2 separate regions of the Homo sapiens genome follow, and region 2 is linked to region 1. A link is an interaction called in ENCODE POLR2A ChIA-PET data of the cell type or tissue named here. Cell type or tissue: OCI-LY7. All regions are shown on one strand. Each heading gives the region's core, and the rest is flanking DNA. Links, peaks and the distances in the headings are about the cores only. Region 1 holds the start of LOC102724765 (a long non-coding RNA gene). Region 2 has its middle 160 kb from the start of RIPOR2.

The links. Peaks named below come from ENCODE experiments on the same cell type or tissue, not always from the same donor. Only the 100,000 strongest peaks of a DNase experiment are listed, where the experiment ranks them.
Region 2: POLR2A ChIA-PET joins it to region 1 with 5 read pairs; 2 of 35 experiments call an interaction of 5 or more read pairs at or near these places.

Annotation. Positions count from the first base shown.
Region 1 is chr6:25,033,079-25,037,477 of GRCh38, forward strand. LOC102724765 (a long non-coding RNA gene) reads right to left here and starts at 3,063. Exons shown (of 2, transcript NR_187803.1): 1 at 2,904-3,063. It also overlaps a transcript of RIPOR2 not described here. In OCI-LY7, for the core only: CTCF peaks have their summits at 3,761 and 3,979; DNase peaks (open chromatin) are centred at 2,423 and 3,123; H3K4me3 peaks cover 2,252 bases; H3K27ac peaks cover 1,570 bases.
Region 2 is chr6:25,092,829-25,097,227 of GRCh38, forward strand. It overlaps the pseudogene CMAHP. Among named protein-coding and RNA genes, the nearest start is that of RIPOR2, 160 kb to the left of the region's middle. In OCI-LY7, for the core only: no CTCF peak of the experiment used is centred there; no DNase peak of the experiment used is centred there.

The DNA of each region.
Region 1 (4,399 bases), core at 169-4,168:
CTGTGGTCCCAGCTGCTTGGGAGGCTGAGGTAGGAAGACGGCTTGATCCCAGGGGTTCGAGGCTGCAGTGAGGCTCCAGTGAGCCGCGACGGCGCCACACGCCTGGGTGACACAATGAGATCTCATCTCAAAAAAAAAAAAAAGTTTTATGGTTTTAGCTCTTATTTTTAACATTTAAAAAATGGATATTTAACTTAATGGGCTATAATCTATTAACATCATTGTTTATTTGATGCTCACAGTGTCCCAGTTTTGCCAGTAGAAGCCCCTCCAAGGCAGCTCCCCAGTCCTTTTGACAGATTCCCTTAATTTTTTGAGCACTTCTTTATTTTCTGGCACAAGGTGTTTCAGCCTCATCTTGTAATTTAACTGCTGCAGCCCTGGTATCAGCATTTTTCCAAGAAGCCCTCATTCCATTTGGTGTGAGTGATATTTAAAAACCAACATCTGGGTACTAAGTTGCTCATTGCTATTGGGTATTACTGCTTCTAGATCCTTTTAGTGGACAGAGCTAGGAAGTATCTGTGTCTGTCTGTCTGTCTAGATTATTCTAATTCCAGGGCAACAAATAGGATTCTTTTTTGTCTTCACTCATTTTATATTTGTATCTGCCTTCTCCCACAATGAGAACTCCCAACACATCCTACAGGCTCCCAACACATCCTGTAGGTACTTGTTTGCTTAGTTCTACAATACACAATATAGTTTTAGAATTGTTATAACTGTGGTCTACAAAAAACAAATCTGCTAAACAGAGTTTAAGATTTTTTTATTATTTTATTCTCTTTTTTTTGGTTTTTTGACTGAGGATATTTAGCCAAAGTATTGTGTTCAAATGTTACTTGGATTAATTCTTTTCTTTTTCTTCCATGTAGTTGTGCTATTCATTTGAAATACAGTTCATTGGTTTCTGTTTGCATTCAATTTGCATTTTTTCTCATACTTGTTTATTTAATTTTATTTTTGAATGTATAGAGAATTGGTAACGTTTTAAAACAAACTACAAAAAGGTTTTATATATATATATATTTAGTATATTTTACAAAAGAAATGGGAGTGCTACGCTGTACGGGGTGAGGGCTGGGAATTCTAGATGACTTTCTCTCTGTTGTATGTTTCTGTATTGTTTGATTTTTATACAACATGCGCATATTAGCTTTGTATTAGATGAAAACAAAATCAAGACATATTTTTCAGTGCTACTGCCCAAGTTTACAGTTTTGACAACTGTTGGGGGGGTGGGTAGGGTAGGAGGGGGTAAGGGGTGTGTATATAGTTAACATGTTCTTACGCAGTGAAACAATTTCTTGGATCTTGCTATTTCAGAGGAAAAACTGGTACTCACATAGTGGGTTGAATCTAGGCTAACATATTTCAAGATGCTTTGCATTCCCTAAGATCCTCCTTACCCCCAACTTGATACACTAGCTTAATGCTTCTGAGAAAATTTGCTATTCTGGTAATTTTCTGTTACCAACCAGAGACCAAGTTATCATTCTAGTGATTAACTTTTGGGCTCTTTAGATCCTTCATCAAACAAACAACCTGAGAATTACAGACTTCAGAATCCATCGAGGCTCTGAGTTCTCTAATCCCTCTGCTGGTTTCATTTTCTTTTTTATGTTTGTTAGCTGTATTTGTATTTGCTGCTTCTTCCTCTCCTTTCCTTTTCCCTCCACACCCTCTCTTTTGTCCATCCTCGGCTGGAGACAGCTAAAATATCTGTCCAGATCATGTACATACAAAGAGAGCACTTTCTCAACCAACGGACCTCCCTGAATTATTCAAAGTACCTTCCATTCTCCAGTTTCCCATCATTTTTCTTCCTTGACAGTATAAACTGGAATTGGACATTTGGCAATTGTACCCATGGATTTAATCATTCAGGCAGGAAGGAAGAGGGTAAGCCTTCTACAGAAGCAAGTATTCTTCTGAATGATGAGAAAATAGGTAACAACATGTTTGAAGGTATATAAATAATTTTTATGCCAGTATAAACACTAGGGTCCCTAAAACAAAAAGCATTCTCTGTAATTGGCAGAGCTGTTGGTAAACAAGATTCAGAACTGGGGAGAAACCCAGGCTTTGTGGGGCCCAGCCGCCTGTTGTCTGGGATGAGGCTGTTAATGGATAAACTTAGCAGGTGTCTAGACTGAAACCCAGGAAAATATGTGACCTATGAATTATACAGAATGTTCTAAAAGGTTTCTTTCTTTTTTATACTTGGGGTAAACTCCTCACTGACCTCCTCTCAAATCTTTAAGCTTGTAGCTTAAAAGAAACAGAAACCAAGAGAGGAATTTTCCTGGTATATCCTTCTCCACTTCAGAGCAGAGAAGCCCAGCCTGAAGCCTAAAATCGCAGCACAAGGGATTTGTCAGTCAGTAGCAATTCTGTTGGTCAGAACGGCAGCAAGAGACCAAATCAGCAGGTTGGAAACGGCAGCAACACGGTTTCTGCTGTGGTCTGGGACACTTGGGTGCTTGTATCCACGCTGAAAAGCTAAATCTGCAACCGTAGTGCCTCCCCATACCGGTACAAAATCCCAGAGTGGAGGAGGCCGGGGGAGAAACATGAGTGTGGTCAAGGCCTGACCCTTGCCAGATAACAGGTGAGCCAGGACAGAAAGCTGATAGGAAGCTGGGCTGCTCTGTAAATTGACGCTGGATCTCTCTGCAAGCAGGGGCCATCTGCAGAGTGGGTAGCCTTGTGCAGATGGAGGACTGTGGGAGAGGTGCCCACATATTCTTCCTATCCCGGGCCCCTCTGTCTCCCTGAGATCTTGCCTTCAGGTTCTCATCTGAAGACAGTGGTATTTAGAAGAAAATCTAAGACTGTTTCTATGAATCAGAGTGCCTTCCAGAGCTGCACGTGCAGTGAGGAATAGCCAGCTGGGTTCTTACCTCCTTGTGTAGAATTGTCAACCCAGGATGGTGGCAGACAGGAGAGCCCTCCTTCGAAGTCCCACAGCCCCAACCACAGTCCAGGGCATCGTCTGTGGGATTCAGACTGCTGCTTGACCAGGTCCCCTTGCCCAGTCACAATTAAGAATGCCATCACACTGAGTCAGGAGAATGGCCGGCGAAGCAGAACAAGACAATTAAGTCACATTGACACTGGGAGGAAGTCGCCAGTGGTATCTCTGAGACAGCAGATTCCCTAATCTCAAGTGCATATCAGCTTTGTCACTGTTGTCTTTTCAGTGGGACAGAGAAAACTCATTTCCATTCCTCTGATTGGAGTCCACAAAAAGTGCTAACCAGTGGCTGCCTCCATCAAAGCTCTACCTAACAGAGTTCAACGGGTTTTTGTTTTGTTTTGTTTTGTTTTTTGAGACAGCATTTGCGCTGTCACCTAGGCTGGAGTGCAGTGGCATGATCATAGCTCAGTGTAACCTCCAGTTCCTAAGTTCAATCAATCCTCCTGCCTCAGCCTCCTGAGTAGCTGGGTTTACAGGCACACACCACCATGCCCACTAACTTAAAAAAAAATGTTTATAGAGACAGGATCTTGCTATGTTGCCAGGCTGGTCTCTAATTCCTGGCCTCGAGTGATCCTCCCACCTCAGCCTCCCAAAGCATTGGAATTACAGGTGTAAGCCACCACGCTAGGCTAGAGTTCAACTTTTTAAAGAGGCGAAACAAGTTCCAAGTGGGCTCTGTCATCTGGTTGCATTTACTTGTACTGAAAATAGCCTGGAGATCCTCTGTGGGGGCAAACACTCCATTTTCCCAGAAGAACAGGAGTCACACCCCTAGGGGCCAAGATCAGTTTTTCCCTAGTGTATCTGTGTTGCCTCCTGTGTGGTGTGGTGTAAGCCAGCTGAATGTGAGGGTAGGGTGCCTGGCTGAGGAAGATGGGGATGCCTTCTCCAGTATGACATGTCTCCCATTATTTTGGGAAAAAATGTGGAGGTGGCAATGGTAAGCCCTTCATACTGCCTCAAATGCCACTATTACCATTTTTAGGCCCTCAGCTCCCAATAGCTACATTGCCAGGAACTGTGCTAGGCACTTGACATATTTTATGTCTTTTAATCCCCTCCAATAACAATGGGAGGTGGGTGTTACTGTAATAAGCATTTTAAGGTTGAGGAAGTGGGCATTCAGGGAGGTGGAATAAATTGCCCACAGGCCAACAGCTAAGAAGTTGTAGAAGCAGGATTTGAAGCCAAATCTCCTGGTTGTCAAAGCTTATATACTTTTCAGGGTTTCTTTCCTTTAATCGCCCACCCCAACTGTGGCAGACTAAAGGAAAGAAAGGCTCTCGGGGCATTCAGTTATCTGTGCCCACCCCTCATTCCCGTGCCCTGCCCTGACCCTGCTGTCATCATGTAGAAGGCCCAGGCACCCACGGGCTGTTGCTGTGTCTATACTCCTCTTTACCTGGGCAGGTCACA
Region 2 (4,399 bases), core at 211-4,210, 60 kb after region 1:
GAATACTTGTGTCTTAAGAGTGTGAGTGTTGTCCATTTCCTGATGACATCCCTAAACTTTGCTCCCCTGTACAACTTCAGGCATCTCATATAAGCCACAGGTAGCTGGTTACTCACTGACTTTGCAGTTACTCCTGTCCCATTTCAGACCTCCTCTTTGTCTTGCACCCTCTGTCTGCTAGTATTTAGTTTGCTTTTGGAGATCTGTCCAGTTTTGGTGACTAGGTTACAACATGAACTCTTTCTTAGCTTGTGGCTCTGTATGTATGTGTCAGGGCTAGATTAAGCTGCAGACCTAGGCCTAATTCTTAATTTGTGCAATTCAGCCTCAGCATAGCTGCAGACAAGGGTTACCTGCTTCTACCTCACCTTGCTCCGGGCGATTACCTCTTTGGGTGGATCCTACCTTCTAGCCCCACAGTTTAAATAGCTGTTCCTGCCATGCCAAAAACACTCACAAACACAAACAACAAAAAACACGTGGTGATAGCAGATAAAAGATGTTCCAAAAGAAAAACTTAGGGACTTCAGTACATTCTCTAAATATTCAACAAGAGATTGCTGATCAATTGTGAAATCTGTTCTCTGTTAGGCAGTTGATAGGACTTAATAAATGCTTATTGGAAAACAAAGGGGTGTTCATGTATTTCCATTATACAAGAAAGCAAAGACAAACAATAGCATACCCTGACCACAAGGTTGTAATCTTTAAATCCAGCCCAAGTGAAGTATTCTTTTATCCAGGATGAGTGAAGAAATATTTCATCTCCTAGAGCAGCATTCAAGATTTCCAAATAAGGTTCAAAATCCCAGGAATCCTTGTAAATTTTTGTCCCCTCTGGAGGCTCTATGATGCCCTTGCTTAAAGACACAAAGGTGTGAGAACAGTGAAAGAAAGTAACAAGTAATGAAGGCAAAAGTTAGTACTTAAGTAGCAAAAGTCAACCAGACTAGCAGCTTTGAGACCCCTCAGATAATTCACAAGGCGTCCCACAAAAGTGCCTCAGTGGTCCCACCATTGCCTAAATCAGAGCAGCTCCTATTGTCTAGTGTGATAGGTTTCTAAGTCAGATTTCATTCAAAGAAAGAAGTCTATGTCTAGAAAAAAACGTGTGAAAACCACTAATTTGGGCCTCTTTGTTCAAACAAGTAAATTACAGAAATGTTGCTTATAATCTGGCCATGATTTTGTGGATGCCTGCACATTCGTGCCTCCCCACCCCAATTAGAATATAAGTTTGGTGAAAGTAGCAACCATGACTGAACCCATAGGAGGTGCTCAATAAATATTTGTTGGATATATGGATGACTTTAGCCTATCTTTAAGAAATTCCCAGAACTTTGTGTCTCTAATATATGGTGCTCTTGCTGTCCTAATCAAAGCACAGCCAATAGACAGATGCCAGTTTTTATCCTTAAACCCAGCCAGTAATGTGGTAGAGTTCTCTGACAATCCTAGAATTCTGTCCATCCCATGTGAAGATGTATCCTTGCATAAAACATGGAATTTTAAATCCCAAGAATGGAATAGGATGTGATCTGGATAAAGAAAATATAAGGAGGGAAATAGGTGCCCATCTCATAAAGACGTGGCAGTAGCTGACCTTCTTCTCAAAACTATACTTTTATATGCCCAAAGCTACAGATGTACTGGTTTCTGTAAAAAAAAAAAAAAAAAAAAAAAAAAAAAATTTACCAAATCCTAAAGCTTCTTCCTTCTAAATGTATCTCAAATCTTCTTCTGCAACTCCTTGCCTTGCCTCAGTGTAGAGCTTCACTAATCTCTTTCTATAGAAAGCCACACCCTCCCAACCACTCTCCCTTACTCCAGTGGTTCTACCTGTTCCCCAGTCCATTCTCTGCAAAGCTGAAATGGTTTTTCTAAATAAAAACTCAGCAATGTCCCTTCTTTGCTTTATAACTTTCTGCAGCTCCCCTCACTCACAGGACAAATTCCCTGCACTGGCTTCTGGGGCCTTTCTCCGAGCCTGGCTGCCGCCTATCTCACCCTTTTCCTCTGCTTTCACTCACAAGCCCTCTACTTAGGAAGACAGATGGCTTCATGAGGGCAAAAGCCTCTTCACAGCTGTATCCTCTGTATCTGGGATGATGACTTGCACACAGAAGGAGTTCAATAAATCATTTCTGAATGAATCACATATATTTATGCCCTCATTCAAAGTATCCGCATTCACCAAACCCATTATACACTTGCCTTCTCCAGCACATGCCATTGTTTCTGACTAGAATCTCTTTCTCCTCTCTACTTACTCGTGACATCCTCCTCATCTCTAAATGCCAAAGATCCAGATTAAGCTTTCCTTGGTCACAATTTTTTCCTCTTCCCCTTGCAAGGCAGTTAGAGCACTTGGTCTCTGTGTGTCCTCTATACTTCGTCTTAGCTCTAAGACCCAACGGTGTTGACTTTCTAGTCACCCAGAATGCTTTGGTGAGGCACAAGAATACAAATGCAGATTCCTGGGCTCTACCTCAGATCTACTGAATCAGGATCTGTGGGGGAAGGGAGTCCAGGGATCTGGATTTATGTGAGTCTCTTCAATTATTCCTATGTTCATTAAAGCTTGAAAACTGCTGGGGCAATCGAAAGAGAAGATTTTTGGAGAGTTAGGCAAATGTAAAATGACGAAGGCTCTTGAATACCTTGCTAAGAACTGGAATAATTAAAAACCTTTAGACCTGGAAAATAAAATTAAAAACACTTTTATCCTGGAGGCACTAAGGATATCCTACAGAATTTTAAACAAGAATGTTTGCATTTTAGAAAGGTTACTTTGTCAGCAATGAAGAGCAGGGGCTTTCAAACATTTTGCCTATCATCCCAGTAAAGACTACATTTTACATTAGGACCCTGGAGTCCCCCTACCAAGGGTACCTATGAAACGGAAGTTTCATGAAATAATACCCTTGTTACATGCAATGTACTCAGGTATTTTCTATCCTATTCCATTTTATTCTATTCTATTTCATGTTTAAAACATTGGCTGTGAGCAATGGCATTAATTTTGTGACTTGCCAATGGATTGTGACCAGCAGATTGAAGACACTGGCATGAAAGATGGATCAAGGGAAGTTGTGGGGGAGGCACAGATACAAGTTGGGGGGCACTGCAGGAGTCTAAGTGAGAAATTTTGAGAGGCAGAATTAAGGCCAGGGCAGAAGAGGCTGGAGACGAGTGATGGATTTGTGAGTGCTTTATGAAGGAGAATTGACCAGATTTGATAACTCGTTTAATATGGGAAGTTAGCAAAAGACAGAATGAGCTGATTTATCATTCATACTGACTTTGCAGAGGTAAGGCTGGGAGAGGGTGAGCTTTTGGTAATTGCATGTACCACTCTCCAAAATGTTAGTCCATTTCCAAATAGCCCATGATGGTTTCATTTGGCTTAGAGTAGTATTCAAAAATATAGCTTTGTGGCATCATGTTAACTTTTCTTGGATTGCATTTCCAGTGTGTTATTGTTACTTGTTCAAATGTACTATCTGTGGAATGGGAAATTGGGTAATATTTGCACTGATATGAAAACTAATTTTCTTATTGCTTTTTACTTTCATAAAATAATTTATTTTTGAGCTGTATCAATGGACCTTAATAAAAGATTCTTCACTGTTTACTCGCTAGTAAGGTTCTGAGATGATGAAAACATTTGAGTCACTGTTATATAGGATGAAAAGATTAGGAAAAAATTCAGTCTTTTTTTCCCCTAGATTTGTGACATACTTATTGGATAGTTCATTTTATTTAAATGGGAAGACTTCCATTTTTAAAAAGTGAGGTAGGCCAGGCGCAGTGGCTCACGCCTGTAATCTCAGTCCTTTGGGAGGTGGAGGTGGGCAGATCATGAGGTCAGGAGTTCAAGACCAGCCTAACCAACATGGTGAAACCCCGTCTCTACTAAAAATACAAAAATTAGCCGGGCATGGTGGCATGTGCCTGTAATCCCAGTTCGTCAGGAGGCTGAGGCAGGAGAATCGCTTGAACCTGGGAGGTGGAGGTTGCAGTGAGCCAAGATCGCTCCACTGCACTCCAGCCTAGGCAACAGAGTGAGACTCCATCTCAAAAAAATAAAATAAAAAGTGATGTGTGGATTTTACTGTATAACAAACAAAATAGGAACCTGTCAAGAGGCCAGAGGTGAGCCATTTATTTTCTAATAGTATTGAAAAAAAATTATAAAACATTTTTATCCTCTAAAAATATTTAAGCCAAACCTGTCTGTTCGATCCTTCAGCATTCTTCCCAGATCAAGGGTGGCTCCCGGTCGAGGGGTCCATGTTATCACATCAGAGTTTTTCTTGATAAGATTGTTGAGTTCATTTGGGTCATTTTTGGTGTTTGTTTCCTTGATGTACCTGAGAAATAAAAGCATTCCTATGTA